Regions from separate parts of the Mus musculus genome. Here all the other regions are linked to region 1. A link is a loop called in an ENCODE intact Hi-C map of the cell type or tissue named here. Cell type or tissue: gastrocnemius. All regions are shown on one strand. Region 1 holds the start of Zfand5 (zinc finger, AN1-type domain 5). Region 2 has its middle 71 kb from the start of Zfand5. Region 3 has its middle 57 kb from the start of Zfand5. Region 4 holds the start of Klf9 (Kruppel-like factor 9).

Region 1 (8,000 bases):
ATAACTTTTTAAAGACTACACCCAGCAGTACCTTTCTTAAAAGACATACTTGGTTGGGCCCCATCAAGTAATACTTCCATTAAGGCAGCTACCTGTAACCTCATCTAGAAACTTGAAAATTATCAGCCCCAAATTTTTCCAGTGTCTATTAACTTTTAAAAGTACTTTTTTTTCCTGTCAAAGCCCCAAATTTTTCTAAGCCAAAACTTAATGTAGTAAAGTAATATAAAAAAAATGTTTAGTCATGATTAATATTTAATGTTAGGCTACCAGAAAACTTAAAATAGCAACTATACCATGACTTTTCCAAAGTTGTTTACATTAGCATTAAAATGAGCTAAATTTACTAAGTTTCCCACTGTATAAGAGAAAAATACACATTAGGAAAATTTATCTTTGAAAAATTTTGTAAAAAATATAGCAGTATTTGGTTAAAAGGAAATTGTGGTCACCCATTTTTCCCAAATATCACACAGTATGAAACACCCAATTAACTCTTTACCAAAATTAAAAAATGAAAGAAGGAAAATAATCAATTTGACCAGGACAGAATCCTGACAATGAGTAGCAGGTCTTGAATAGTTAAAGGACAGCAATCTCCCTCCCCCTACCCCACCCAAGCACAAGGGCACCTTATTTTGAGCAAATCAAGCTTGTTTGCAGTGATTAAAAGCCACAGTTTAGAACAATAGTAGTAATTTAGTTGACACTGTCTCTTTAAATAGTGAGTGGAATTTAGCTGACTCATTTCAGAGCAGGACAGTGTAAATATTTCAAGATTACTTGTGCAGTTTAATAAACACTTTTAGCTGAGGTTTTAAAATGCCGAGTGTAACATAAAACATAAGCATCGGAAAAAAAAAAGATTCAAATAATAAATTATATATCTTCATTTTCACCGGGCAGTGTACTGCCCTTTACCCTATGCAAAAAGTTAGGCTTTTATCAGCCTGCTCGAGAAACTATGCTAATCTCACTTACTAGACTACTTCAGAGGACACCGGCCAAAGACCAACAAACAGATCACATCAACAATCCTTAGTTATTAATAAGAAAGCACTTTTCTTATGGTAAAGAAGAATATCCCACCCAAGGCCTCCTCCCACATAGATAAGGATCTTAAGAAAACAACTAAAATCTTAGGCAGAGACACAGAAATATCAAGAACTAAGACAATAGTTTTCTTCCCTTCTAGTAAGTCAGATTTTAAATGCCATCACATGTGCACAGCTTGCTTTAATACTTCTCTGAAGCTTAGATCACATGGGAGGGCGCTTCAGCCTGTCACAAGGCTGCAATGTGACAAGCTGAGCTGGATGGAGGCTCTCACATAAAGCCTAGTCAACAGGGGCCTCTGAAATCAGCTTCTATTTATATCTCAGAGCCTGCCAACTCCTACACAACCCCAAGAACTAACGATGCAGCATTCACATATCTCACATAACAAAATGCAATTAATGCCTCCAAGTTTTTCTAATGCAGGATCAGAGAACAGCCTCACCTTCAATCCACAATACCCAAGCAGAATAAATCATAAAGTAAATTGTGAATATTAAAAGTGGGGCAAGGGGAGAGTAAGTAGGCACAATAAGTAGGAGAAAGAATGGAAGCACAAATACTCTTTACAGTTACTATAACTATAGGGTTTTTGTTAGTTTAGATATACTGTATTGTCCTTACATTGGGGCTGGGGCGGGGGTGGTGCAAAACAAGTTGTTAAAAACTTTGTCATCCATAAACCCTTTCCCGCATAGCTAGAATGCTCTGTTTTGTTTAAATTCACGCTTTTTCTTTCTTAGCTCATAGCTTAAAACAAACCTCACTGGACTAAAAATGATTTTCCAACTCAAAATCTGAAATGAATGAAGTTTTCTTTTAAAGTATGGAATAGCTGTTTCAGGTGCATACCATGGTTCAAAATGGCAATGGTTCAAAATGGCAAGATCACTCCCTAACCTCGAGGTCAGACCCGAACTCTAAACTCTAATGTGCTACTAAGCCTGACCTTGTGCAAGTCCTTAGTCTCCAGATTTCAGACACCTCTGCCAAACAGTCAAATAGTTTTTTTTTTCTAAGAGCTTCTTTCCATACTTAATACCGGTTCCAGCCACAAAACAATTTAGAACAACTAAAAGAAATCCCTTATTTTGGGGCGAGACACTTCAAAAACAAACTTGAAATGTAAAAGTGAAATATTTTCAGCAGTTGAATAATGAAATCTCACCTAAAAAAATCAAAATAAGATAAAATTAATTACTATCTTACTATTCCCTTGATTACTAAATACCGATTTTAAGAAAGGAGGCTCTGACCTATATATTATTTTCTTCTAATTATCTCAGGTAATATTCTTAGGCAGCTCCAATCGACAGTTAGCTTATAATACCTTCCCTCAGAATACAACTACACGGAGTGCACGGAAAGCAAGCAAAATGTCAACTTCACAAATGTTCACGTAGGAAAGAAACAAAGGGAGAGGCGCTCGACTTGCTTCCATGCAAAGGATTTTGAGGGAGAAGCTTAACCGCATTGGAAAAAACTAAAAACCCTCCGGGAGAAGAGCCGTCAGTCCCGGTTCCAGCGATTTCGACCGAGTTCGGGACCCAGAGGCCCCCCACCCCCCTCGCAGCGCAGGCCGCGCTCCGGGAAGCCCGGTAGGGCCTGCTCCAAAAACCACTGAGTCATGCACTCGACGGTCCCTCGCCGGAACAACTCGGCTGTGCAGGGAGCCAGGCGCGGCAGTAGCCGCCTCTGCCATTGTCTATCCTGTCGGTCGGTCGGCCGGCCGGCACCCGGCGCCGCGGCACGCCGGGCATTGTCCCGTCCAGCCCGCTGGCCCGGCCGGGCCCGTCTTTGTGCTCGCCGATCGGGCGTGCTCCCGCCCCCGCGCCGTCCCGGCTCGCGCCACTTACCCTGCGGGGGCCCGGATGCACTAGCGAGCTGGCGCGCGACGCCGGGCGGTGGGCCGGGCTGAGGCCTCCGGGAAGGGCTGGCTAGCGGCCGCCGCGGGCCGGAGCGGAGCGGAGCGCAGGCGGAGCTGCGCTGGCGCCGCGGAGGCCTCCTTTGTTCGTGCAGAAGCGCCGAGGCGGCCGAGCCCCGCCGCAGCTCGGGTGGGAGGGCGGCGGGGGAGGAGAAGAACCGCAGGCCGCGGGGCTAGCGCCGCTCCAGGCGCCCGGCCGCCGGCACCTCACGCCTCCACAGCGACGTCCCGGCCGAGTGAGGAGGCGCGCGGAGAGGCCTGAGCGCCGACGGGGCCCGAGGACTGCGCTCTTCGGGCTTCCGCGTTCGCCAGAGACTCTGCGCGACTCCGGGCAGCGAGCGGACGCCTGACCAGATGCACACCGCTCAGCGATCCCGACGACTGACGCTCTGGCTCTGACCGGCGCTCGGGATCTGAGGGAAAGGGCGGCGGGGGCGGGGCCTGTGCGTCAGCGAAAACCCGGTCGGCACGCCCGCGGCGCGATGACGTCGCGGGACGAGGCCCCGCCCCTGACCTGCAGGCACTAGCCGGGGGCGGGGCCGCACTTGGGGGCGGGGCGAGTCCGGAGGCTGCGGTCACCGTCGCCCAGTCACCCTCCGGCCCGCGGGGCCCTGGGTGGAGCTGCTGCGGCGGGTCCACGGAGGCAGCGCTTCTATTTTTAACCCTATTGTCCGCCCTCAGCCACCCACACCAGCCCAGTTTCTCACGCTTCGTCCCCAGCTCCGCCGGGGTCCCCTCCCCGCGGGACGGGAAGGCACGGCCCGGAGGAGGCTGGCAGGGTTCCGGGTGTCGCCGCAGCTCCGCCTGCCACCGCCCAAGGTCGCGGTGCGCTGCCAGCTCTGAGCTAGGACCGCCCACCAGCCCCAGCCCCGCGCCGCCGTTCTGAACTGTTAAGCCAGCCTATAGAAACCCCTGGAAATTTACTATTCCAGTGAAGCACGGAGAACCCTGACAAGCCTGATGAGATGGAGCAAGAGGGACAAACAAGCCGGACCCCAGGCAAGGGCAAGGTGCTGGGTACCTGCCCAGAGCACGAACAGAAGAAGCTTTCTGCTGGTCTCTCCGTGGGTTCTGGTCACAAAATGTCTCTGCCGAAATCCATAAGGGCTACTACCTTAGCTACAAATATGCACTTAGGGTCCTTCACTTCGGGTATTTAAGAACCGTAGGCCTTGAAGGGCTACCTTAACGGCATTTATGCACTTAGGGTCCTTCATTTCGGGTATTTAAAAACCCTAGGCCTATCTCTAAGGTACCCTAGGGTTGGCCTTGACTGGGACACACGAACCTCATTTCTAGATTTTGTATTTGTGATATTGTGGAAGTAGTGTGGGGGAGGGGTGCTGCCCTGATGCTCCAAATCTAACTGCTCCCTGCACAGCAAGTGGACTAACCGGTACATAATACATTTTAAAAACCTATTTCGGGGTTATATTGCTATGGTCAAGTAATGTATTTCAGACTTAGTTTGGGTCATTTGTCCTAGGATCTTTGGGATTTATTTCTGTAAACTAGTAAATAATAAAACTAACTGCTACCATTTACCAGCCATTTCAGTGTCATCTATTTTTCATTTAGGGTCTCCTTATTTATCACAGCAGTTTACTGAGAAAAATGCCCTCCCTGTCCATTTGTCAGGGTAAGGCAGTCATGATGAAGGATGCTCTTGCCTGAAGCGCTAGAGACTAATGGAAACCGTAATTATGAGGATAAAAATAACTTCAGAGATTTTTTTTAAATAGAGCATACCTTATTGTCTGTCTCTTTTTATTCTTCCATTTTAAAAAGAAGAGCTTTATAATTTATCTTGTCCAATTTAAACAACAAAGTCATTTTAAAATCAAGCTGTTGATGCTAACAAAACTTATCAATAGTGTAAGTTAAAATTGACAAGTAATACAAATCCGAGTAATTTAAAATCAGTATATTGTCTACATGTATTAATGCATTTATGGTGACCACATGGTAATATTGACACATAAACAAACAGATAAAATTGTATGCAGTGTGACAAGAGTTTTAAGAAAGAAAGAGAAGCCTCAGCTCCAGCCGTCTCTACTAGGAGCTGTTCTGATAAGCTTATTAAAGAGAGAGTTTGGTTTGTTTTGAGATGGTCTCTTTGTGTGGCCCAGACTGACCTGGAACTTGCCTTTTAGACCAAGCTGGCCTTGAACTCACAGAGACCTGCCTACGTCTAGTTAGTAAAGGCACAAGCAGAGTCTGTTAAGGAATGGAACATCACAGACAGAGATTGAGAGATCAAGAGATTAAAGAGGACCAATAACCCCATGTCAATATTTTGGGAGGAAACGAGAAAACAAAACAAACAAACAAAAAACCCACATGCTCTAAGTCTAATGGTGACACATACACGCACCTTTAATCCCAGCACTAAGGAGGCAGAGGCAAATGGATCTCTGAGTTCAAGGCCAGCCTGGTCTACAGGGCAAGTTCCAGGACAGCCAAAGCTGCCTAGAAACCCTGTCTCAAAAAAGAAGGCAGCAGGTCGGGCAGTGGTAGCAGAGTTAGTTCCAGGACAGCCAGGGCTACACAGAAACCTTGTCTTGAAAAACCAAACTAGGAAGAAAAAAAAAAAAAATGGCTGTAGTGGTTGGTATACAGTTTTAATCTAAGCACTCAGGAGGCAGAGACAGGTAAATCTCCAGGGGTACAGCAGCCAGATGGGGAGTTCCAAACCATCCAGTTTCAGTTTACAGCTTCCTGTGTTTTCATTAAAAATGTAACTATTTTAGAAGGGTGTGGTAGCACACACACACACACACACACACACACCTTTAATTCCAGCTTCCAGTTTCAGGTCTGCCAGGGTGACATAGTGAGTTCCTGTTTTAAAAAGAATTCAAATCAGGATAATTAACTTATGTCATTGTCCCCTAAGATAGAGGGGGGACTTTATGGAAGAGGGCGGGCAAGGAAAGAATGTAAGAGCCAGAAGACAGGGAGGAGTGCAGTGGAAGGCCATCTTCTAGCATGGATGGGGAGGAGCTCTGGACACCTGAGCCGCTATGGGGGAGGAGGGTAAGTTTTGTTAGTATGGCCCCATGTAGGTTACCCATTTTCCTGTTGATGACCCCACACCTATGCACGCATGAGCAAAACTTACTGGTCTCAGTTATTTTTAAAAAAGAAATAAAATCCCACAAAGCTAGAAGAGAATATGTTGGGGGTAGATACAGATCAAAATAGATTGTATACATATATGAAGTTCTGAAGGGATAATTAAAAATTTGTCAAGATATTAAGTGTCATACAATAACTAAAATTTTGTGGGGGTTTTTTTTTGTGTGTTTTGTTTTGTTGTTTTTCGAGACAGGGTTTCTCTGTATAGCCCTGGCTGTCCTGGAACTCGCTTTGTAGACCAGGCTAGCCTAGAACTCAGAAATCCGCCTGCCTCTGCCTCTCGAGTGCTGGGATTAAAGGCGTGTGCCACCACGCCCAGCAATAACTAAAATTTTAAGTCATTATTTGATCTTCAATACTGGTGTGACTGATCTTCTGAGTGTTCAATAACTGTACTTGAAGGCCCAAGCCAAAAAGAAAGGGTATAGGCGAGGAAAGAATGTAAAACCCAAAGGAAATTAAACTTTTATCGGAGCTAAAAGGAAAGCCAGCAGTCTGGTCCTTACCTTCAGGTCAGCTAGATCCCAAGGGATTGTGGACCAGCTCTGAATGGGCTCTATAGCACCAGTGGGTTACCTCTGCTCTCTATCAGAGAGGCCAAATAACCACAGGTTGGACTCCAGTGTACATTCCACAAAGGGAAGGGTCAACACAGAAGAAAATGTCCGAAACGCTTGCAAGGAAAATTCCATGGTCAGCATGACCTTGGCCCATTCCAACAGTTGGCACTACTGATAGAGGGAACTGCAGGAGTCAAAGCATTCCTAACCCCCTAAGAATTACCCCTAAAAAGCTTCCCTGTGGCACCCGCCTGTAATCCCAGCACTTGGGAGGCAGAGGCAGGCAGATTTCTGAGTTCAAGGCCAGCCTGGTCTACAGAGAGAGTTCCAGGACAGCCAGGGCTATACAGAGAAACCCTGTCTCGAAAAACAAAACAAACAAAAAACAAACAAACAAGCTTCCCTGACCTCTCGTAGATCATAAATGTTGCTGCTGTAAAGAACATTACCATGCCCCTCTGCAGCTCCCCTTGCATCCCCAGCACAGAAGACAAGCTCTTAAAGCCAAGTGATCTTAGGTAGGATGGAGCAACAGGATCCTGTCACTCAGACCCAAGGTGACCGATTTATGACCATTTCATTTTTAAACTCTCAGCATGCAGTGGCTCCAATGCATATTCAAGTTATAGCCAGGCCTGATCTCTAATCAGGGACCCCACTTCCTCTTTAAAAAGTATACAAAAGGAATTTCTTCTCCTATTGCATGACTGACTGTTGTTACTAAAGGATGTTTTTCATCTACAAATTATTTCAGATCCTCTCTTATCAAAACTAAAAAGAACCTGACTATTTAAAACAAACTTCACAGTAAAAAAAAAAATTGTGTGACTTCCTATTTGTGTTCTTAGACATGTTTGGTAGTAATACAAAATGGAACACCAAAAGCTAAACTCGACTTGAAAAGGCAGCATCCAGGGCTTGCACGATAGCTCAGCAATAAAGGTGCCTGCTGCCAAGCCAAGTGATCTATGTTCAGTCCCATGGCCCAACATGGCAGAGGGAGAGGATCCAATTCATAAAAGTTGTTATTTGACTTCTTTATGTGAACTTTGACATAGCCACCACCCCAACACATTCTAAGTTTAAAGTGTTTTTTTTTAAGAAGGGGGGGGAGGGATAGGACAAACAATATATGACAGCTAACACCTACCCAGCTGTAATTCAAAAATAAGTTCTATTTCTTCTATGCTTTGGTTTATTTTTATGGCTTTCCTTTTATGAACAGTTGATATACTATATGCTCAGTGATTATAATTCATGCTAATTTCCATAACTCCACTCCACATTCTTTTATATTGTATATAATATTATTATGCAGA
Region 2 (8,000 bases), 72 kb before region 1:
TACTATTGCATCTTTACAGTTAGCATAGCATGCTGGTTGTTGCGGGAAATATTAAAAAGAACAGCACATTTCTGGGCTAAGCCCTGCTACTCTCTGACCCATCGGGCTGGCCGGCCATGCACTGGCGGGCAATGGTCAACATGTTTTTATCTCATAGAGACTCTCTGACTCAGAGCTCCAACATCTCTCCACCCAGCTTCCTAGGTTCCTACTGGAGGGTCGCTACCACACCAGCCCTGTGCTTCAGTACCCCCACGGCCTTTCTGGTGCACCTCAGGCAATTCCACGCTTTGCTGCTGTGTGTGATGGAAAATGCAATACAAACTTAGTTCAGAAACAACGCTAACTCAATCGCTGTGTGCAACAACTAAAATCCTAACTTGTATGCCTTATTAAATCTAGATCCTCCAGTGGTGAATCCTGATGGATCTGCCATGGAAACCGGGAGACACTCCAGGGAAACCAGGAGACACTCGTAGCTACATCTTGTCTTCACGCTATCCCAGTCCAAAAAGACCTAACTCTCTCCTGCTTCCTCTCTTCCCTTCGCCAACCCGGAAGTCCCACCTACTCTCCCAGTGATTGGCTCCTTTATTCATTAGGGGATTGGTTCACAAGAAGTCACCTGAGTATGGCACACTCCTTGTCTGCAGCTCCTCCCAGGAGAGCAGAATTAGCATCAACATACAAACAGCACCAGGCCCATCCACACACAACCACTGGTCATTGCAGTGGGCCAGAGGCACCGTTGCTGGATGGAATTACTGGGTTACTTCCTTCCTTTCAAAGATTGCAAGGCGCCTTCTGGTTTCAGGTCAGGTAGTCCTTCAGCAGGAGGATTTCAGGTCAGATCCACCTCAGATACCTTGGGTCCTATAGCTGAAGTGCGCGGCATCTGTAGCAAAAGGGACTTAACTTCTGAGACAACCAAGAACAATAGCTATAACCTATCATGTTTTTGGAGTCTCTCGGACGATGCTGATACCAGAAGATGTTTTCTCACATATTATGTTAAAGTTTTTTGTTAGATAGTCTGTGGCTCTTCTGTAGAGCACTGTCAGCCTAGATGAAAATTTTACATTTATATTATTTTGTTTTTTTAAGATTTATGTTTTGGTTTTTAATTTTGTGAATATGAGGGGAGTGCACACAAGTGTGTTGCCCACAGAAGCCAGAAGATTTCCTCTGGAGCTGGAGCTATAGGCATTCGTAAGGCACCTCCATGCTGGGAACTGAACTCAGGTCCTATGCAAAAACAGCATGTATGAACTCTTAACCACTGACCCATCTCTCAAAGCCCTGTTAATTTATTATATTTTATTAAGTTGCTCAGCCATATCAGGGATTGAATCCAGTGCTTTGTTCATGCAAAGAAAGTGCTCAACTACTGAACTCTGTCCTCTGCCTGGTTTGTTCTCCCCAGTGCTGGGACTGAGCCCTTTTCATAAATACTTTTTCATCTTCTTTGCAACAAACTCCTCAAGTCCTTCATCTGTCGACATCCAAGGGGGCTTTCAATTACGATGTATGTTTCTATTCAGTTTGCAGATGGAAGGTGCCTGTATCCTACTCTCTGCTATTATAAACACAGCTTTGAATATGAACAATCCCATGCTGATTAGAGGATTTCAGCATTAACCCTGAGCCTCAGCTGTAAACTTTAGCAAATAACAGAATACATAATTCTCTGGCACGTCCAGTCCTTTCATGTCACAGAGTTGAAGTTACTTCTCCTTGTGTGACAAACAAGCCAAATGCAGGCTATAATCAAGGGGGGCAGGCTGTGATTAAATCTACATAGCACTGTCTTCAAACTCCCTACCAACTCTATAGAGGTAAGGAGACAGAAATATGGCAAGACATCTTTTTCTAAAGAGGAGAAAATTTCTAATCGAGAGTATCTGAGGTTGCTAATTATTAGGTGATTCGAAATCAGATTGTTGGGCATAGCCATACTCTTCCCTGAATTATTGTCACTTGCATATGCAACACAAAGATCGAGGTTCTGAGAATCTGGTCTTTCTTATGTGATGGGGACTACTCTCTTCATTGGTCTATTTAGCAATAAGACCCAGAAGCCCTTCCTGTCAACCTGACAGGAAGCATGTTTGCAAAACCTGTGGATTCCACAGTTATTTCAGTGAGAAACTGAAGAAATCCTAACAAAGAATTAAAGGGAGATTTTGTTTTTGTTTTTCTTCCCATAATATGGAAGAAAAGGAAAAAAAAATCAGCACAACTGAAATCTACCTTTGGAATTCTGGGGTTCTTGTAAGCTAATTTTCTTTTTGTAACTCCAGAAGCTTGACAATACTGTTCTCTTGGTTTCCAGGAGTTCTAATGACCAGTGGCAGGGGTTGAGCAGGGGCCAGCAGCCTTCAGAAGCCAAGCATTTCAGCTATGGGGCATGTTGTTATGTCAGTGAGGAAACATGCAAAGCGCTCACGCCATTCAGGGGAAATTTGACTGTTCTGTGTGACTATAGATCCAAACTACTAAGCCATGGCTCTCATTATCAATCCTCACAAGGTAAGAGTGGCTATTGTCTGGCTGACATGATGCTCCCTTTGTGGAAACTTTTATAGGTTAGTTAATAAACGGACAACACCTAGAGAACATTCCTGCTCAAAAGGAGACTTATCCCAAACTCATCCCACCTCCAAGAAAAATGGGAAATCAGTATGATCAGGCAATCTGCAGATTAACTGATTCCAAAACCGGAAATCGTATCAGGTGCGGTGGGTGAGGCTCAGTCCACCACTCAGAAACTCCTTTCAGAGAGAGACATCAGTCCACCCCTTTCTGAGAAGGATAGCTGACAGTCCTCAGAGCTGGCCTACTCAAATTCACACTCCTACCTCGGCAGTCAGCCTCCAATGATAGGTCCACAAGCTCACATCTCTTCCTTGCTTCCTGCGAAGCCGTGTCATGCCTGGTTTTCATGTGGCTTTTCTAGTTGGGTTACTTTCTTCCCTCATGCATGTTCTCGTCTCGAGAACACCCCCAAAGGCATGATTTGAATACTGATTCCCATCTCTGTTTTCCAGTAAACCTGACCTGTGATATCCGGTTTCTCCTTTTCTGTAGGTTCTATGTACTGTTGCTTTCTTTTTTTCTTTCTTTTTTTTTTAATTACGTATTTTCCTCAATTACATTTCCAATGCTATCCCAAAAGTCCCCCATACCCTCCCCCCCCCCCCACTCCCCTACCCACCCACTCCCACTTTTTGGCCCTGGCGTTCCGCTGTACTGGGGCATATAAAGTTTGTGTGTCCAATGGGCCTCTCTTTCCAGTGATGGCTGACTAGGCCATCTTTCGATACATATGCAGCTAGAGTCAAGAGCTCCGGGGTACTGGTTAGTTCATATTGTTGTTCCACCTATAGGGTTGCAGATCCCTTTAGCTCCTTGGGTACTTTCTCTAGCTCCTCCATTGGGAGCCCTGTGATCCATCCAATAGCTGACTGTGAGCATCCACTTCTGTGTTTGCTAGGCCCCGGCCTAGTCTCACAAGAGACAGCTATATCAGGGTCCTTTCAGCAAATGCTTGCTAGTGTATGCAATGGTGTCATCGTTTGGAGGCTAATTATGGGATGGATCCCTGGATATGGCAGTCTCTAGATGGTCCATCCTTTTGTCTCAGCTCCAAACTTTGTCTCTGTAACTCCTTCCATGGGGTACTGTTGCTTTCTTGCCATTGGAATTAGCCAAAGGAGAGTGTGATGATTATATAGTGCCTTGTGTGTGTGTGTGTGTGTCTGTGTGTGTATGTGTGTGTGTGCGTGCGTGCACGCGCACCTGTGTGTGCTTGTACTTGTATGTGCATGACTGTGTGCGCATATGTGTACACTTATATGTGTTTGTGCCTCTATGTGTGTGCTTGTGGTATGTGTGTTGATTTGTACCTGTGTGTATGTGTGTATTTCCTTCATGAAATTTCTAGAGACTACCTATTTTACAGTCCATGTCTCACAGACAAGTGCAATAGGACTTCACAAACAGTAACTGGATGTGGAAATTTCCAAGTTAGGGTAGAACAACTGCATGCAGAGAATGCACATAGTTTTCACATTTGGCGATCAGTGTCTTACCTGGGGCTAATGGGCAACCTCAGAGAATGATAACTAAGTTAAGGTCATAGAGTCCTAGCATTACACAGAGGCACTATATTCGACATTATCAGGTGCATGCATTTGGTTGCTACATTCAACACTGTCAAGTGCATGTGTGTGGTGTTTACAAATCAGAAAGGTGGAAGTTTTCATTGATTTTGAAATTCCTTAAGACATTTTTGAAAAAATTTCTTTATTATTCTTTATGTAGATACTTGTTTATGTCTTTTGTCCTTTTGAGAAAGGGGCTTACTAGGTCTGGTTTTATGTAGTCCAGGCTGGCTGTGAGGACAAGATCCTTCTGTGTCAGTCTCCCTTATTGCTGGGATGATAGTATATCACCATGCACCAGACTTTGAAGGATGCTTTGGTTATTTTGTTTGTTTGTTTGTTTGTTTATATTGAGCCTTATAAGAGCTATACAAGAGATTTATGCTACCACAACCCTTTTAAATGTTTATATTCTAAAATAGAGTATCTTTGATCTTTTCTTGGACAGTTTAATATATGTAAACAATACATCGTGATCACATGTTCTCTTATCACCTCCCAAAATGTAGCCAGACAGAGTCTCTCTACATTTCCCAGGCTGACTTTCAACTTACTATGTAGCCCAGGCAGATCTCAACCAATCCCCTGCCTCATGTGTCACTCTGTCTAACCTCTTTTAGTTCTTGTTAGAACTGGCTGAGTACGTCTACTAGAAAATAATGTCATCGTCAGTCAGATTTAGAGATAAGGCAAGCATCCTGCCCTGGTTCCAGAGATGCTCAAATCCCCACCTCATGGCTTATAGAGCTACTGGCATTGCTCAACAATCTCTATGTTCCCGGAACTTGCATTAGCATGGCCAATTCTGAACCCAACCTCCCAAAAGAATTAAAGTTTTAAAATTTGTCTAGGAATCCCAGGCCCATGTAATTCTGAGCACAAATTTCACTGTTAACATGCATGTTTCTGGACTTTAGTTTCATGTTTTCTATAAAACTGTAACAATGAGACAGGAAAAAGAGAAATTAAGAGTTTGGCCAAACTGTAGATAAACCTGTTTTGCTCTGCCAATGTGGTTGTTGTTGTTTTTTGTTTTTGTTTTTTTTGTTTGTTTGTTTGGTTTTTTTTGTTTTTGGTTTTTTTCCCATCTTTGTGGGGAAACTAAGGTGAGTTTGTAGAACTCAGCATGTTTGCTAAACGTGTTGAATTTGAGGTGAGGGGTGTCACCTCTTCTTGGTTTTTTTGTTTTGTTTTGTTTCTTTGTTTTTTTCAAGACAGGGTTTCTCTGTGTAGCCCTAGCTGTCCTGGAACTCACTTTGTAGACCAGGCTGGCCTCAAACTCAGAAATATGCCTGCCTCTGCCTCCTGAGTGCTAGGATTAAAGGCATGCACCATGCCCGGCTTTTTGTTTTTTGTGGGTTTTTTTTTTTTTTTGGAGGTGTCACCTCTTATTCTGCTTATTCTGTACCTTGCCAGTGCACTGTGGAGCTTAGTACTCCTTCCTCCATCCTCCCCAGCCCCTGTCTAGTCCTCCATCCACACCATGTATTCTCTCATCCTCTCTCCCTCCCTCCCTCCCTCCTTCGACCTCTCTCTGTGTATCTGGTCTCTTCCTCTCACTATTTTTTCTCTCCCCACCATCACACATAGCGGACTATAGTGTTTTGTGGAGGTGAAAGCAAAACATATCAAGACACTACATTTCATCCTTGTCTTTGAAGAGATAACTTTTCAATTCTGCTCTTTAATAATTCAGTTGCAGCTCTTGCTGCTGCCCCCTTCTCCCCTTCCTCCTCGTTGTCTTCCTCCTCCTCCTCACCCCCACTCCAGCTCTCTTTTGAGACAAGGTCTCACTATGCAGTCCCTGTTGGCCTCTAACTGACCAAACTGCCTTAGAACTCAGAGATCCACCTGCCCCTTCAGTGCTGGGATTAAAGGTGTCTGCCACTACACTCAGCTTGCCTACTCTTTTAAGAGGAATGGGAGTGCCGGGCGGTGGTGGTGCACGCCTTTAATCCCAGCACTTGGGAGGCAGAGGCAGGTGGATTTCTGAGTTAGAACCAGCCTGGTCTACAGAGTGAGTTCCAGGACAGCCAGGGATATACAGAGAAACCCTGTCTCGAAAAAAAACAAAAACAAACAAACAAACAAACAAAAAGAGGAGTGGGAGAGAAGGAGGAGGAAGAGAAGGAAAATGAAGGGGGAGAAGGGTGATGAAGAAGAAAGGAGAAGAAAAGGAGGGGAGGAGGAGGAAGAAGGGAGAAGAAAGGAGGAGGAGGGGAAAGAGAAGTGGGAGGAGGAAGAGGAGATGTAGGAAGCACCTCATGTTATCATAGGGAGTAAGAATGCTTTTCAGATACTTGGTAGTCCGGTCATCTGGACTGCTAGTGATAGAAAACCCCATTCAAACCAGTTTACTTAAGAGACTCTACTGGGCAGTGTAAAGTAAGAGCTGGGAGGAGGATCCTGTTTCGGGTGTGGGTGGACACGGGAGCTTAGTCACCAGCTCAGCTTTCCTTCCCTGGGTCTGTTGGCTCTCTTCTCCCTGATCCTAACTCCCTCTCAGATGACTGTTGCTCGTTCTAGCAAGATGTTTTCGCTAAGTCGCCTGTCTTTCAGCTGCTGTCACTAGTCGAAAGGGTGGGCCCAGTTCCGTCTTCAGTTTCAGCCCAAGTCTGCTTAAGGCAGCACACTGAAGCCTGTCATTGTGACTGGGGAGGGCAGTCCTGAAGTTGGAGAGATGAGGATCGTCTGATTCAAAACACTGGGACCAGAACTCCTCGGAGAGACAGCGGCTAAAAGGGCCACAGACAGGAGAGCTGTGGCAGAGAGCAGTAATGTAAAAAGTGATAGGTGCATTGTACACAGTCTCCACACTGACCCTCCAGAAATTTCAAAAGCATTGTACACAGTGCTTTCTTGATTAAGTTCACAGACAAAAGCCATCCTCCTGTTAGTTTAGAATAGAAAAATTCCCTGCCATCTCCAGATGTCTTCTGGATCTTGATGATAGTGGTTACACTTGTGTACATGTAAAAACGCATTGCACTCTACTTAGACCGTGTCTAGTTCACCATGTGAGTTGTTGTGTATGTATTGACCTATTGAATTGGTTTTTGCTTTTGTTTTCCTTCCTGAAAGATGATTAGCAAATATTTGTGTGAATTTTGAACATTATCTTAGGGTTTACTGCTGTGAACAGACACCACGACCAAGGCAACTTTTATAAGGACAGTTAATTGGGTCTGGCTTACAGGTTCAGAAGTTCGGTCTATGATCGTCAAGGCTGGAGGGAACATGGCGTCGTTCAGGCAGGCATAGTGCAAGAGGAGCTGAGAGTTCTACATCTTCATCTGAAGGTCGCTAGAAGACTGGCTCCCACATAGTTAGAAGAAGGGTCTCATTGCCTATCTCTACAGTGACACACTTCCTCCAACAAGGCCAAAACCTACTCCAACAAGACCACACCTCCTAATAGTACCACTCCCTGGGCCAAGCATATTCAAACCACCACAAACATAATAATCAAACCTGTTATCTCCCATTTGCTTTGTACTAAACCTTATTTAGTTTTGAAGTGAAGAAATAGAGGTTGTGTCACCAGGGAAGAAAACCAAAGAGAGATTGGGGTTCAAGTACTACTTGCTATTTCTCTGGATGTACTTGCCCAAGGTCTCTTCTGAATAAATGCAGTCATGTACCATATAACAATATTTCTCCTGCTGATGGATCATATATATGGTGAGGGTTCAGAAGACTATGTTACCTAGTGATATCACAGCCATCTTTATGTAACAAAGTAATGGTATGTGTCTTAGAATATATCCCCATCATTAATCCATTTGTAAGACTGTATTTTGCCAAATCTGTTGACAGAGAGAACACATTTAGAAACTG
Region 3 (8,000 bases), 58 kb before region 1:
AGGGAATTCCATGGACCACAGCTGCCTAAAATGCAGGTGTTCTATACTGCAAATATACAAAGGTAGTCGTAAAAATCCTGATTTTTAAAATAATTTTCTTAGTTATACATCTTAACTTTATATAAATCGAAGGAAAATAAGGAAAAATGGTGAATGAGAAATCACATTACTAATGAAGTTGCTTTTTCTTCACAGTTATGAAATCTGAAGATTCCAGATCTATTGGACACAGTGGCACCCATCCATCTATAATCTCAAGGGTGGAGGCGGGACTGTCATAAATTTGGGGCCATTTGGTCCACATAGTGAGATTCTATTTCAACACACACAGATACATACGCGCATGCGTGCGCGCGCACACACACACACAAACTTTTCTGTTGCTATGATAAAGCATTCTTACCAAAAATAACTTAAAAGAAGAAAAAGTTTATTTTGATTTATGGTTCTCCGGGTCTAAAGTCTGTCACAGCGAAAACTGTGGCATGGGGGCAGCACAGGAAGGGGGCTGGTCTCCTTTAATCATACATAGATGGTAGAGAGCAAATAAGAAGTGGGGCGATAAACCTTCAAAGCCTATCCCACCCCTACCCCTAGTAACATACTTCCTCCAGTTGTGCACCTCCTAAAGTCTCCACACACTCTCCAAGTAGCTGCACCAACCAGGACCAAGTTTTCGAATATGTGAGCCTATGTGGGGCATTATTTATGGAAACCACCCCAGTAGGAGTCCTGCTAGCCATGGAATAGAGAGTATTTATGAGTGCCGCAGGCTTCACTGTTCATTAGAGAACATTTATGTCTCCCTAACTCCACTCCATTCAAATGACTGCTGGTAAAATATCCTTATGTTGTTCCAGAGTCAGGGCTTTCTCTCTGGTTCCTTGCAAAGTAGCTGTGCCAGAGTTGCTCCAACACAGATGAGTTTTAAACTTGAGCTGAGATCAAGCACTAAGAATTGTGGGTGTATTTCTATTGGCTTCTTCAACACTTGTTTTCTAAACTATCACTTTCAGGAGAAGAGAAAAATACAAACCTTAAAGGAATTTAGTGCAGATCCCAAACTGCTCAGGGCCACCAGAGATGAAGGGTTAACCAGAGACCACCACATAAGAGCTTATAAAAGTCCCACACCAAGTCTATGCTTAGTTTGAATTACTTCTCCATATAGAACAAACACTGTGGGCCTTGAAGCGAGCCTTGTCACCTCTCCCTCTTCACTGAGATGCACTGGAGGATGGACGTACCTGCTAGGTTTTCCTCAGCATGGGTGTTTACAGTATAAATGATCCAGCAGTTTAAGAGGCCACGTGAAGCCAGCTTTAAATAAATTCGCGTTGGCTCTGGACAATGTTAGGCCATCTGAAACTTGTGCTTGGGGTGGGGTGGCTGTCAAGCCTATCGAAGCAAGCAAAGACGGACTCTCGAACGAAACATATCATTTTTAGGGAGTGGAAAGAGGAGAAGCACACTCCCAGAAGAACTCGGAGAGATGACAGCAACGTAAAGCAAGAAGCTCTAGATTTATAATTAGCTCTTCTACTTAGGAGCCCTGTGGACCTGTGCCATTTACCTAACCACTCTGAGCCTCTGTTAACATTTGAAGTGTGGTAATGACAGTCATGGTACCCACTGGGAAGGTCATGGAAAAGATCCCACTGGGAAAATGGCACAGGACATCTTGTACCTGTAATAAATCTTTACAGAAATCTCTACCGTCCTTTCCATGGGCCTAAAGGTGATAATAAAGGGGAGAGAGGGGCTTAAATATTTGCAAACTTATTTACTCTACAGTACTCTATGAACATCCTGTGTTCCCCAGCCTTCCTGCTAAGAATTAGAGTGTTCATCCAAATGCTTAAATGATGACAAATATTTAATTGTCATGCTTGGAGTTAGCATGTGGCATGTAAATAAATGTGCAAATAAATGGTAGTGAGCCTGTATGTGTGTTTCTGGCACTTAAGCTCTTTGTCCTGCTCTAACAGCATATTTACAAAACACCTATTTATTTCATAAGACTCTGGAGGCTGGGAAGCTCAAGGTCAAGTGGCCATCACGTTCTGTCTCTGGTGAGGACCTGTGTGTGGATTTTCTTTGGACCCCCTTGCTATATAGTCATACCATGGATAGGGACAAGAAAACTCTCTGAGGATTCGGAGGCCTTATTTTTTTTTTTAAAGATTTATTATTCATTTAGTGTGTGTGTGTGTGTGTGTGTGTGTGTGTGTGTGTGTTTGTGTGTGTTAGGCGAATAGTTGCCCAAGCAGGCAGTGAAAAAGTATAAGATCCTCTTGAGCAAGAGCTTCAGGTGGCTGTGAGCTGCTTGGCATGGGTCCTCGGAACTGAACCTAGGTCCTTTGGAGGAGGAGCAATTCTTCTGAATTGCTGGGCCATCGCTCTAGCCCCTGCTAGGACTCTTCTGTAAGGACTCGGATCCCACTCAGGAGAGCTCCACTTTTGTGTGCTCATCACCTCCCAAAGGCTGGCCACTTATTAGAGTAGTGTATTCTGAGGTGACACACACACTCAGACCATAGCAGCACAGGTTGGCGGTGTTCCAAAGGATAAGGAATTACTTATTAGCAGTCCACAGTCATTGAAAGTTCACTTGGAGTTTGAAATATGGTACAGCTTGCTCTGTATTCTCAGTATTGGGCCAGGAAACAACTACCATTTTTAACCTGAGAGAAAACTGGAATTAGGAGGGGTAACACATTCTATTTGCTGTTGCCCAAAAAGTGATTGGCAGATTGGGCTCTTCAGGGTCCAATAGTCTGCTTGCAAGGGTACTGAGCCAGGATTTTGTGTGGTAAAGGTTAGAGGTGGACAGGAGCTGTAAAGGTCGCAGCAGTAAAGGTCTTCCTTAGGCCACCTCCCACACCATGTTTATAATGTCATGGGTCCTCTCTAAATAAGACCCTCAGGATGAGACTAATTACTTGGGTGTAGAGAGTATAAGCCTCCTCTTAAGTTTTTCAGGACAAGCCCCGAAGAGAGAGAGAGAATGAGAGAGAGAGAAAGAGAGAGAGAATGAATTGGGGAGGGGACATGGGGGTAGGTTCACACAAATTCTTTCACTTGTGGACAAACACTCGGTTAATTCAGAGCAGGGGACAGTTTTTCAGGGAACCTAGAAAGCGATGCCTTAAAAAGCTGTCTGCCTTGTTTTGTTTTGTTCTGTTTTGTTCCCTCTCTCCTCTCACCTGTTTGCCCTGGGAGATGAAATAGTTTTGGTCCGCAAGCTGTCGCCAGGGAATGGAGCAAGACTTTGTGTAATAAACAAGAACACCTGCCAGGGCCCCCAGCGAGTCGCCAGACTGCCAAGGAAACCTGGCCTGGTGACAAGGTCCATTCAACATGACAGGGGTCATTGAAGAGTCTGGCTACTTGCTGGGGCCTTGGCAGAACACCTATCCCAGTTCCATGAGGGACAAATGTGGCCTCCCTGTGCTGAGCCCTGCAGATCCTCTGAATATCACCAGCCTGAGTGGTTCAGAACCTAAGAGAATAAGAAGAAAGAGAAAGAGAGAGAGAGAGAGAGAGACAGAGACAGAGAGACAGAGACAGAGAGACAGAGACAGAGATTGAGAGTTTTCATATGTGCCAAGCACTTGTGACAGCTCTATAGGAAAAAAATATATATGTATCTAGGGCCTTCATCACATTCCCAAGGATCCAGAACTCTGACAAGAGAACCACATGCAACATGTCCTGGCCTTCTAGAGAAGAACAGCTGGCTCCCAGCTTTTACATCTGGAGCAGTAAGGCTAAGGGTGTCGACCTGCCATCCTCTTATGAAACCAAGGCATTTATGAGACCACAATATGGGATTGTAAAGTTTAGCTCTAACCTCCACCCTTTTCTAATCTACGCCTAATCCTTCTTAAACCTTGCCTGGCCCTGGCCACTAGGAACCACTGCCAGTCAACACCAAGGGAGCCGCTGCTTATTCATCTGAGGTCTAAACCCACTGCTCCGGAGCCACAGAAATCAAAGGGTGCTGGAACGGCCACCTGCTGATGAACGGTAAACAACAGGGTTGTCAGGACCCACTGGGCCCAGGGTTGGACCACAATCCCTCTGTAATGCCAGCTCACAGAAGGTCAGGGCTCCTCCTTGGGAGATGGCTGGAGACATGCGCAGATGCTTCATGCAAGTAGCTGGGAATGTAGACACAGCTGCTCCTTTTGGGTCCCTTTTCCTGGCTGTCCTTTCAAACCACAATAGGGCCCTGGTGACAGTGCTCCATGCCAGACAGCCCCTCAGCCAGTTTAGATTGTTTGAACAGCACTTTCCAGATTATTCGGCGAGAAGCCTCCGATGTGCGTGGATGAGGCCGAGCAGAACACATGGTCTGACCCCTATTTTTACCAGAGCTGTTGTTTTCGATATGTTTTGTATCCGAGGGATTTATTAGAGACATTGTTTTGGGAGCAAGAGGGAAGAGGAGCAGGATTCTATTCTAAAAACTGCCTTTATATTTAGTGTATTCTGGCCTGAACGAGTTAAAATGGGAGACATCTTGTAGATTATAAAACATAGTGAGTTGAGTTTTCTTTCTAGTTTTCTCTGCTGCCCTTTTGAACGAATGTTTGGGATAACCCTTGATATGAGTACTTGACAGCCCTGTCCTCACAGTGATCTTAATCATTAGAATAGCGGGATGAATCCAGTGTCCCCTGTGACATTGCTGTGGCTCACTTCACTGCCTGCTGGAGCTCATGGAGACCCTGTGGGTAGACAGTTCCTCCTTGACTCCAGAGCGGCAGCTGCCTCCGTTTACCCAGTCCAGGCTAGACTTTTATAACCTAGTTATTGTCCCAGTGCATAATTCGCCACTAATGTTCAGTGGTGAAGAGAGGCGTGTGTGTAGAGAAGATATAAATAATGATTAATAAAGAGTATGTCCTGAATCTCAGACAAAACGATAGCAATTTCCCTTGGTTTATTTTTGTGAATTGTTTTTAGGGTGGTATTTTTGATATTTAAAATTAGCTATGATTATCTGGGCATATTTTATTTTTGTTATTTTACTTGACAACATGAGATGATGATTCTTTTTCATATTATTCCAATCTTTTCCTTTAAATTTGTTTATTTTATATGAGTGTGTGTGTGTGTGTGTGTGTATCTTCTTTTAATGAAATTCAGGATTCAAACCCAGGGAACAGTACCACCCAACTTTAGGGATATATTCCTATTGCAATTTAGTGAATCAAGATAATCACTCACAGGCATGGGATAGGCGGATCTAGATAGTCTGGTGCAGGTATGGCCAGAAGCTTGTCTCCTAGGAAATTCTAGAGCCTCTTAGGTTGACAATCAGCACTGACTATAACAGTATATAATTTCCCATCTGGCTGTCTTCTGTCCAAGCAAAATGCAATCTTGTATACTATCTGACATTCTTCCTGTAACTGTTACTTTTATTTCGTCAGATGATGTGTTGAGACAAGAACCATACACATGGCTTGTGCTGAGCCCAGAGCAGTTTTCTCTCTGTACTATCAATCCCTAGACCTAGGAGTGTAAGCTTCTAGTCTACAGTTACAATCTAATCTTCTTCAAGTCCAGACCTTGAAAGCTTCAGCTTCCTGCCTCTGGATGCTAACCTGGTCCTCGATTGTTTTCAGCCTTAACTTTGGTTGGCTGGTTCAACTCAGCTGCTTTGTCCCAAAATTCTCTCCAAGCTGATTGATTAGAACTGGATTCTCTCGGCTTCTCGTTGGATTGTTCTGCTTGGCTTCAAACTAACTCTGGCAATGAGTTCTAATCTTCTGGCTCCTTCTTATTCTCTGACTACAACTGCCTATGCTGCACTGAACTTCAGTCACAAACTGCAGGAACTCAGGAACAAACTCCACTCCACTGCATGGCCTGAACTCTCTCTGTGCTGCTCTGAAGTAATCTATCCTGCCTGCTCTCATGAGTGTTGCGTGTATCCTATCTCTGACCCATTCTATCAAGTCTTTCTTTCACTCAATTAGACATCACTTTCAAACATGGCTGTTTCCCTCTACAAACTAGCCTTACTTATGTTGTTTGGGATTAAAAGTATGAACTAAGAGCATGTCTGTCTGTATTCTAGCCCGGGGATTAGAGGTGTGCGGCGTGTCTGCATTCCAGTCAGATCACACTGACCTGGAAGGTCTTTGGATGTGATTCCCTTGCCAGTACAGCCATGTTGCTGGATTAAAATTCCTCTAAACTGACCATGATGAAGATTTGCCTTCACGAATGCTCTTCAAGGTTGTCCCAAAGGGAGATGTACTGTTTGCAGCTATCTACTTCTGGGTGGTGCCTGCATAGTATGCAGAACCATTTGTAAACTGGGTCCTGAATCAAGCAGTCATACAATACCCCACGAGACCAGATCTATATTTTTAGGTATAGAAAGCATTGTAGCTAGAGTAGGAATCACAGGTATGGTTGTTTAAATAGAAATGGCCCTCGGGGCTGGTGAGATGACTCAGTGGGTAAGAGCACTGACTATTCTTCCAGAGGTCCTGAGTTCAAATCCCAGAAACCACATGGTGGCTCACAACCACCCGTAATGAGATCTGATATCCTGTTCTGGTGTATCCGAAGACGGCTACAATGTACTTATTTATAATGATAAATAAACCTTTGGGCCAGAGTGAGCGGGGCCGACTGGAGCAAGAGGGGTTGACCAGAGCGAGCACAGGTCCTAAATTCAATTCCCAACAACTAGTTGAAGGCTCACAGCTATCTGTACAGCTACAGTGTGTACTCATATACTTAAAATAAATAAATAAATCTTAAAAAAAAGAAATGGTCCTCATAGGCTAAAATATGTGAATACTTGGCCATTATGGAATGGCATTACATGACTGGGATTAGGTGTGACTTCACTGGAGTACGTGCTTGGTGGAAGAAGTATGCCACTGGAAGTGGGCTTTGGGTTTCAGACACTCAAGCCAGGCCCAGTTTTCTCTGTCTACTGTCTGTAGACCCACATGTAGAGCTCTCAGCCACTGTCCAGCATCATGTCTGCCTGCCTGATGCCATGCTTCCTACCATGATGACTATGGACTTAACCTCTGAACTGTAAGCCAGCCCCAGTTAAATGTTTTCCTTTATAAGAGTTGCTGTGTGTGTGTGTGGGGGGGGGGGAGAAACTCTCTCAGAAGCAAAGGGGAGGGGAATGAGGTGAAGAACCCAGGGAGGGGGGGCGACTGGGAAGTGGGCAACATTTGGAATATAAATAAATAAAATAATTTAATTTTTTAAAAAAAGAGTTGCTGTGGTCATGGTGTCTCAGTGCAGCAATAGCATGTGGACTAAGCCAAAAGGACTTGGTCACCTTCTTCACATAACTTCATTCATGTGCTTAGGACCTATTTAGGCCCGATCATGTAGTTTTTCTGCTTGACAATACTTTCCTGTATACATTGCTGAGATGCATGCCAATTTGTGGTTTGATGTATCAAATAATACCCAGCTCATGATGGGAACTTCTGGTGGGATGCTTATCTGATAACCCATTGTCAAATGTTCAGTCTTTACGAAGACACCATAGCAGATCATGTCTCTTAAGTGGAGAATAGATGTCTAAAGATGATGGTAGGGTTTGCTCCGAAATTCCAATGGCCTCTACTATTATTTTGGTAGGCCCTGTGGCCTACCAAAGTCTCCAAACAGCTACTCTATTTGCCACTAATATGTCAAGTATCATGGTATGAATCCTACGAACCAAATGCACAGCAGCCTGGGTCTGTTGAACAGCTTTCTTCCGTTTCTGACACCAGTCAAAACTAGCAGCTTTCTGAAGTACTTGGCAAATTCCCATATGCCACAAACTGGTGAGAACAGGCTGCCTCCACAATCTAAATTAGCCATTAGGCTGCCTCCCCCCCCCTCCTCCTCCCCCTCCCCTTCCTCCTCTTCCTCCTTCTTTTTCCTTTTTCTTCTTCTTTCTTGGTGGAGAAAGGATCAGGTACTTAGAATGAATATCACTTTAGAAGAAATATTTCTGA
Region 4 (8,000 bases), 1.9 Mb before region 1:
TTCAGGATTTAAGAAGTCGCAGAGAGAAAATCCGGAAGCTGCTTGCCCCACCCAACCACGAGCTAACCTGAAGCTGTCTGAGAATGGAAGCGCCAGAAACTCAACTTGGCATGCGCCTCCTCTCCAAAACACTTCAGGCATTATCTGTAGCGGCTGGCATTTTTGTCCACACTAGCAGTACTTATCCCCAACGCCCCCCCCCCCAAACATAAGTTAAGACCCCTGAAATCACCACACCACTAGAGCCAAAGGTATGACTGTAGCATTTTAAAATGGGAAGAACACCTACTTAATTTCCTTTTCAACTGTGATCGGTGTGAAAGGTTCTCCTGAAACAGCTGAGCTGTCGTGCCTTATGGAGAATTAAAGAGCAGCACGCATGCACGCACACATGAGCAGCCATTTCTATAAATGCCCGAGAAAAGCACTCAGCTGAAATGGCCCAGAATGCTGGGTATCTTCTGCTGAGCCACAGTAGGCACTGCGGGCCTCCCCACCTGCATCATCCACTGGGCAGTCCTCCTGAAGGAGAAAATGCCTTTGCTCAAGGTGGCCGTGGGTGTCCATGTGAGCCACTGAACCCTGGGAACATGGCTGACATGGCCAGGCCCGCCCAACAGCTGTGGAGAGTAACTCGCTGAGTTATTATACCTCTGTTCACCTCCCAGAGCCCTACTAAAGGTCACACCCCCCCACTGAGGGTACAGGCCTGTCCAACTGCTATTATAGAGTCAAACTTACAAAGGTGCAGTTTCATATGGCAACCTAGACGTGGACCCCAAACAGCACCTAGCTTTTCATTATCACTAGGAAATTTAAGATTTATTCTGATGCTGGCAGCCACCTCCCAGAGACTCACTTTCCAAAGGATAATAAAAAAGGGCAGGTGGCTACATAGTCTTTTCAATAGCAAACAAACCTGAAAATCCCACCGAGTATCATTTTGAAACCAAAGAAAGGTTCCGGACCTCTTCTACAAAATGCCAATGTCTCACACCAAACCCCTCAACACCTTTGGACACGATGCCAACAACTCTGAAACATGCGGTCTCAGGACAAGGTAAGGCCCGCTGCCTGATCATAACAACAGTTACAAACGACCCTTCCCTAGCTGACCTCAACACTTGTTCATATGTGAACGCCTTCCACCTTTTTCTAGGCATGTTTAACTAGAACCACCAGAGCTAGTTGACCAGGGTCCTACTAAGCTCCTAAAGCCAGTTCCCTAGAGCAGATGGTTTTACAGCCACGTTGGTGTGCTGCGTGGCCTACAGCTAAGAGGAACGCCCCCACACTCATCCGTGAGGCCTTGAACTCCAGCAAAGACCACACCTCTCTCCTAAGGCTTCAGGCATGAGACCAAATAAGTCACATGGGAACAGATCAGCACTGAATCACGTTCCTTAGGAAAGCTAACTAGTCAAGAAGTTAATCCACCATCCATTCCTTCATCAGTCTCCCCTGCAGCCTGAAGCAGTTTTATTTTAAACCTCTCAGGGGACTCTTAGCCAAATTTAAAACCACCTTGGCAAGCCCTGAAAAGTAGCCGCCATCCAGTTAAATGAGTCCTTAGTCATCCTAAAACGATTCACGCAGAGTGCGGCTCCCCTCCCAGGCCGACCCCTCCGTTGCAACCCCACCAGGGAATGGGATAAAAGCTGCGCCATTTGACTACCCTACCCCCCAGCGTCTCCCCAGGTGGGGCGACCCCGCAGCGGCGGGGTACGGAGTCCCGGGGGCGGGGCGGGTAAGGGAGGGGCGGGCCGGCTCCAGGCCGAGCCACGCAAGCCACTTGCTCAGAGCGGCGGTTGGGGGGGTGGGGGTGGGTTCGGGTGGCTCCTAAAGGTTGGAGCCAAGTAAGGAGAGAGTGCAGGAGTTAAGCAGCATCTTCTCCAAAATGTTTGCAGCCTCTAGGCCGAGTGCGGTGTCCTGGGCGCCCAGGAATGCTGGCCGGCCAAAGGTTAGCTAAAGCCCGAAGCGGGGGAGAGGCGACGCCGCTAACCTGTATGCACTCTGTAATGGGCTTTAAGATGGGAGGATTTTCCATAGACTTTCCCACAGCCACTGTAGGGGCACTTGTGCCTCTTTTCGGAGGCGTGTTTCCCCTTCGAAGCCACTCCAGAGTGGAGGAGGGAGAGTGGGCTGGGCGCGCTGCCAGAATCCTGTCTCTCCTCCGGGCTGTGGGAAGGACTCGACCCAGATTCGGTGGTCACGTCGCTGTCGGATCCTATATCCTCATCGGGACTCTCCAGACTGTCGCTGCACACCGAGGGGGTCTGGATGGGTCGGTATTTGTTGAGGTCCAACAAGCTCTTGGCGATAGTGACCAGCGTGCAATAATCCTTCCAGGTGTCCCCCGGGTCACCGTGTTCCTTGGTCACCTCGCGCTCAGGTAGTCGCAGCCGCTCGGCTTCCGGAGCGCCCCCGTGCTCCGGCACGGCGGCGCGGTTGGAGATGGAAACCAGACACTGGGCAGCCACGAAGTCCATGTAGGCGGCCGCGGACATGGTGCGGGCGACGGCAGCCCGGGCGGTGCGGCCAAACTTGAAGGTGGCTGCGGAGCTTCGGCTAGCCCTGCCCTGGCCTCGGACGACGAGCGCGGTGCGGCGCGGCCGAGGGGGCGGGGGCGCGGGAGCTTGCGACTCGCGGGAGCGCCGAGGCGACCTCAGCCCCTCATCTTTACGTAACCGGCAGCGCCTCCGCACGCAGCAGCCGCGGCCGGCTCCGCCGCTGTCGCCGCCGCCCTGCCCGGCGCCCCGCGCGATCCCACGATGGGCGCGCCCTCCTCGGAGAGATGCCACACGTGGCGGTCGCAAGTTTATTCGACTGCAAACGTGTCGGAGTCCCAGAGAAAGCCAACTGCGAGCCAGGCGCACGTCCTCGACCGCCTCTCCGCCGAGCTGACGCCCCGGGGCATCAGCCGAGTACGCGGACGAGGGGGGCCGGGGCTGAGTGGGGCTCCGCGCCTACGAGACACTTCTTCCCGCGTCCGCCGACGGCCGCTGAGCCCCTGGTCCTGCCGCGCCGCGCCTCTCCGGCATTCTCCAGCTCAGTAACAATTTCGCAGAATCCCATCACGTCACAATCCAGGCCCCCTCCAATTGGCCAGTGGGGAGGGTGATTCAACTCTGTTTACTTTCTCCCCCTGCCAGTCAGAAGGGCCCTTCGGTGGAGAGGTGCGTCTAGAACTACGGCGCGCGGCCAATCCGACCGTTCCGTTCCGCCGCCGCGTGCTGCCCCTCCAGCCCCGAACGCTGACATTTAAAAGGGAAACTGCTCGGAGCCCGGCAACCAGCGGCTGCGCATCCCCGCAGATGCCGCCCAGACCGCGCGCGCGCCTACGCCTCCCGGCCCACGTGCCAGCTGGCGTGGCTTGGGAACGCTTCTCCCCTAGGCAGTTACGCCCATCCCTAGGGACGAAACAGAACTTCAACTTCGGGTTCCCAGCCCTCAAACAGTTAAGTGACTTCCTGCAAACGCTACAGTCCCAGCAACCAGGCTTCCAATCAAAAGTAAGTTGGTTGATGTCACTGGCATTGGCTCAGCCAATCAGAAGGGCGTTCCAAAAGGAAGCGCCCGACACTTGTAAACCTGCGGAGCAGAAGTGAATCGGACAGATCTTTTCATATTTGTGTTGCTGGTGCTAACTCTAAAATATAGATGGAAGGACGGGGTGCTTAATAAACTAAGTGTGAGTCAAATTTTAAACCCTCGATATGGCAGGCCACGTTGTCCAAGGACAGACTCGGATGAGACAGCATCAATTCGTTCTTGTTTGGAATGCAGCACTTAGATGTTTAAAAGTTCTTTCACCCCACACATTAACCAAGAGAAATTCATCTAAAATTTTTCACAGCTAACAAAAGATCCGGTTCCGTATTAAATGGTTCTTACACAAAAGCACCGCCATCTTGGCATTTTGCTAAACCTCCTACTTCCTTGGGCGCCTTTGACTCTAAATTCGCTCTGTCTTGAAGCTATCTTAACCCATAAACTGAGACCAATAAGACATTGCATTTGCATAACTTGAAAAAATCCTTTTCTTTGTAGGGACTCCTCCCTGTTCCTGCTGGGCAAGCCTTTCCTTCCTCTTGCTTCACAATTGTAGAGAACAAGACTGGTCTACCTTATCAGGTAGACGACCGCAGAACTCAAAAAAAAAAAAAAAAAAAAAAAAAAAAAGCACAGGGTTCCCGATTCCTGACTCTGCTTTAGAGGAGCCACCCCTGTGAAATATTAACTGTGTTAAATAGTCCTGAGAACTGGAATCATCCAGAGAGCCTTAACAACTGAATCTTGTGGCTTTACTTGGTCAACAATTAGTGTGGGGTTGGGAGTCTGATGAACTCAGTGTGCTTCTTCCTGAGATGAGTGCTGGGTTGTTTTCCATCATGATAGCTAAGGATCTACAGCAGGGCATACAGTCAACACTGCGGGTTTACAATCCCTCCATTGCCTGGCGGTGGTGGTGCACGCCTTTGATCCCAGCACTCGGGAGGCAGAGGCAGGCGGATTTCTGAGTTCGAGGCCAGCCTGGTCTACAGAGTGAGTTCCAGGACAGCCAGGGCTACACAGAGAAACCCTGTCTCGAACCCCCCCCCAAAAAAAATCCCTCCATTTATCCTGAGTATGAAAGGCACTTTTTCTCTATGAGACACTAACTTCACAATATCTAACCCCAACTTTCCCACTCGTGGTTAACCCTTAATGTTTTGGATACCTCCACCGGGTTCTCTGGGGGGGTCTCAGAAGAACCCTTCCAGTTTGAAGGGTAGGGTAAATTATTTTGACTTTTAAAGTTATGCAGGAAAGACACCACACAAGGTCATTTCCTGGGAAAAGAACAAATATAACAGGAAGTGCTAACCCATGGAGAAATATCACTGCCATCACATCACATCATGAGAGTACAGAGGACATGCTTCATGCAGGACCCAGGCCCAAGACCCTTATGACATCCATGTGATATATATATATATATATATATATATATATATATATATATATATGTATATGATTCATATATAGATATAGAGAGAATATGTACAATAGTGTATAGCAGGGAAGCCATCTTGGAAATCTTGCCTTTTTGGGGGGTTTTTTGAGACAGGGTTTCTCTGTGTATCCTTGGCTGTCCTGGAATTCACTCTGTAGACCAGGCTGGCCTCGAACTCAGAAATCCCCCTGCCTCTGCCTCCCAAGTGTTGGGATTAAAGGTGTGCACCACCACTGTCCAGCACATTCTGATAATCTTTTTTTTAAACATTTACCTATTTATTTTATGTATATGAGTACACTAAAGCCATACAGATGGTTATGAGCCACCATGTGGTTTGCTGGGATTTGAACTCAGGACCTCTGGAAGAGCAGTCAGTGCTCTTAACCACTGAGCCATCTCTCCAGCCCACATTCTGATAATCTTAATTTTAGAAAAGAATTCACTGGTGCTGGCTATGATGGTGCAGACCAGAAGTCCCAGTACTCAGGAGACTGAGGCACGATGGAACATTTGAGGCATTTGAGGAGGCTACAGAGTGAGATCCTGTCTCAAAAAAAAAAAAAAAAAGAAAGAAAGAAAAAGAAAAGAAAAAGAAAAAGAAAAGAAAAGGAAAAAAGAAAAGCATAAAAACATGAAGGAAAAAAAGAAAGAAAAGGAGGAAAGGGAAGGATTGGTTCTGCCTAATTTTGATTTTTTTTTTTACCCCCTAGGATAAAGTCTGTCCCTAGGAATTTGCACCTCTGCCTGCCTCCCTAGGGCACAGCATAGATGGGATCAGTTGAAGAGCCTCATGGTCAAAGGCCTACACAGCCTCCCACACTTGTATTTCCACTGGTATTAGTTTCACTCATGAAGTCTCCTCAGGCCTCGGCCTGAAAGGCTACCAAAGATTAAGGGCAGGTTATTCTCTGAGAAGGAGCCTCTATCTTCCCTTAAAGACTCTGAGTTTGAATACACTAACCTCAGGGTTTTTTAAATGCAAACTTTAACTTCCCTTACATCTAGCTGCCTTCTTTCTAGTGCCCTTTAGCTTCATAGGATCCCGACTACACTCTCTCAATACTCCCAATTCAGTTATAAAGAACACCAAGAAAGCAGATCTCATCCATGTGAATTTCTCTTATGGATCTGCAAGCATAGTTGTTGTAGAAAGTCCCTTCAAAGTCGGCAATTCTGCCATTGTACCCCGTGCTCCCCTTCTCTGACCATTCATTCCTGGTAATGAACTAAGTGTGAGGGGATACCAAAACACAAAGGGAGTCTGTCCTCTATAGGATGATAGCTACATGCACATGTTACGAATCATACGTGTGTTTGATAGATAACACAGAGCACCAGAAGTGGTATTTCCCACATCATGACTTTTTTCCTTGTATTTTTAAACAATATTTTCTATCTGTATTGAAATGTACTATAATAGTTTTATGATTAAAACCAGCTAATGCTATTTAGCCAGCATGTTGTTATCTCAATTAAATGTTGGGCAAAATATCCTGTTAATATTATGGCACATAAATCTAAGAGGTCCGCTTTCCCAAGTTAGTCTTCATTCATTTCTACTCCAAATACTCCCACCCAGGGGAACAAGAGAACCCAAAGATTGTAACTGTTTCTAGTACATGTTATTTTCCTTTGCACAGTCTCCCTACCCTATGCTGTATCTTCCAAGTTCCCATGGCTATGGCTTATTAGCCTGTAGCCAGAACAGTGAGCCTTGTTTACAAGGCTTCCCAGTAGAATTAATGTGAAGGCTATAAGGCCTCTTCTGCCTTAAATGAGATCTGTGACCTCACTTCACCTCTCCCAGCCATTTTCTTATCTGCGGACTGGACTGATAGGATTAGATTTAACACAGTTGCAGTCTCTTCAGACTCCCGAGATGCAGGGGTTTATAAAAATTCCTAGAGGCCAGGGTGGGCCTGTAGAATGTCACACCTGTAGTACCTGAAGTCACAGAACTAGGGAGGAAGAGAAAAGGAGATTATGGGGTATGTGAGACTCTGTCTCACACAGAAATGGAGAAGGGGGAACACTAGAGTAAGATTTGCTCTCTCAGAACAGTGCCTCATCTGCTTGTGTCACCTTACGGTGAAGGTTCGGGAACCTTAAAGCCAGTACTTAACGAGAATGCTTTTTTTCCCCTCAAAATTATTTCAAAAAACAGAGCCTAGGCTAGCCTCCAACTCCCTGCCGCCACCTCCCAAAAGCTAAAATTAGCATGCCATTTTTTTCCTAATTCATAATTTCACCCCCACCCCCTTCTTACACGGCTCTGTAGGAAGTGGCCTAGAGGCTTAGAATCTGTTCTTTTTCCTAGGTAAACCCCGGTAAGGTGTTTCCAGGCTAACGCTGCCGATTCTTGGGCCCCTCTTCTGGAGACAGAGTTAGACTGAGCCCGAAGCAGGGCTTCCCCCATCTTGTTGGGTGGGGCTAATCACCTGGCACTTAGTTTAAAACACAGATGGCCAAGTATGGTCCCAGCTCTAGGCCCGAAGTTCAGCTTAAAGTCACATGCTGTAGATACAGGTTTCTGCCGATTCTGGCTTTTCTCGGTATTTTCCTGCTGAGAGGCGTGGACCTTGCCCAGACAAAGTTGCCAGCCTCCCGGCGGGAAGGAAAAAGAACAGATGGCCCGCTGGGGGTAGAGGATCACGTGTCAGACCTCACATTGGGATAGATCCTCACCTCGCCCTTTCCCGGCCTGAGCTCAGCAGCTTTAGGGAATCTCACCCAGAGCACATAAAGGGCCTACTGGGGAAAGCTGTGTTCGTTTTGCTGAAAGGTGGTGAGTTTAGGAAGAATAGAGACAGGAATGAAGGGGTGGGCTCTTCACTAGAGCGACGTCCCTGGATTTGAAACAATCCGATAAAGCCGGATCTGGCGAACCGATTGTAGCCAGGTTGAGTTAACACCCAGTGTCTGGAGGGGGCGGGGAGCTCCGGCGCGAAAACTTCCACGACGCCCTACTTTACTCTTGCTCCACTAAGCAGCCTACCGCAAA

Evidence for each region. Hi-C counts contacts between places; a loop is a spot of excess contacts. Peaks named below come from ENCODE experiments on the same cell type or tissue, not always from the same donor. Only the 100,000 strongest peaks of a DNase experiment are listed, where the experiment ranks them.
Region 2: a loop joins it to region 1, with 2.3 times the contacts of the local background. A loop is called at or near these places in 3 of 42 quality-filtered maps.
Region 3: a loop joins it to region 1, with 2.4 times the contacts of the local background. A loop is called at or near these places in 3 of 42 quality-filtered maps.
Region 4: it touches region 1 in a loop (11-fold over the local background); 6 of 42 quality-filtered maps call a loop at or near these places.

What each region holds. Positions count from the first base shown.
Region 1 is chr19:21,267,655-21,275,654 of GRCm38, reverse strand. It overlaps Zfand5 (zinc finger, AN1-type domain 5), which reads right to left and starts at 3,377. Exons shown (of 6, transcript NM_009551.5): 1 at 2,913-3,377. LOC115489044 reads right to left here and starts at 4,197. Exons shown (of 2, transcript XM_030251153.1): 1 at 4,165-4,197; 2 at 2,913-3,880. The coding sequence starts at 4,197. The coding sequence ends at 3,188. RefSeq lists an enhancer at 812-1,571. In gastrocnemius, no CTCF peak of the experiment used is centred here; DNase peaks (open chromatin) are centred at 1,303, 2,967, 3,477 and 4,285; H3K4me3 peaks cover 4,779 bases; H3K27ac peaks cover 4,955 bases.
Region 2 is chr19:21,339,441-21,347,440 of GRCm38, reverse strand. No RefSeq gene overlaps it. Among named protein-coding and RNA genes, the nearest start is that of Zfand5, 71 kb to the right of the region's middle. In gastrocnemius, no CTCF peak of the experiment used is centred here; no DNase peak of the experiment used is centred here; H3K4me3 peaks cover 990 bases; H3K27ac peaks cover 2,170 bases.
Region 3 is chr19:21,325,291-21,333,290 of GRCm38, reverse strand. No RefSeq gene overlaps it. Among named protein-coding and RNA genes, the nearest start is that of Zfand5, 57 kb to the right of the region's middle. In gastrocnemius, no CTCF peak of the experiment used is centred here; DNase peaks (open chromatin) are centred at 3,334 and 4,134; H3K4me3 peaks cover 521 bases; H3K27ac peaks cover 4,393 bases.
Region 4 is chr19:23,136,262-23,144,261 of GRCm38, reverse strand. It overlaps Klf9 (Kruppel-like factor 9), which reads right to left and starts at 3,036. Exons shown (of 2, transcript NM_010638.5): 1 at 2,003-3,036. The coding sequence starts at 2,507. It overlaps 2410080I02Rik (a long non-coding RNA gene), which reads right to left. Exons shown (of 2, transcript XR_386610.3): 2 at 7,151-8,000. In gastrocnemius, no CTCF peak of the experiment used is centred here; DNase peaks (open chromatin) are centred at 2,156, 2,635, 3,210, 7,593 and 4 more places; H3K4me3 peaks cover 6,756 bases; H3K27ac peaks cover 8,000 bases.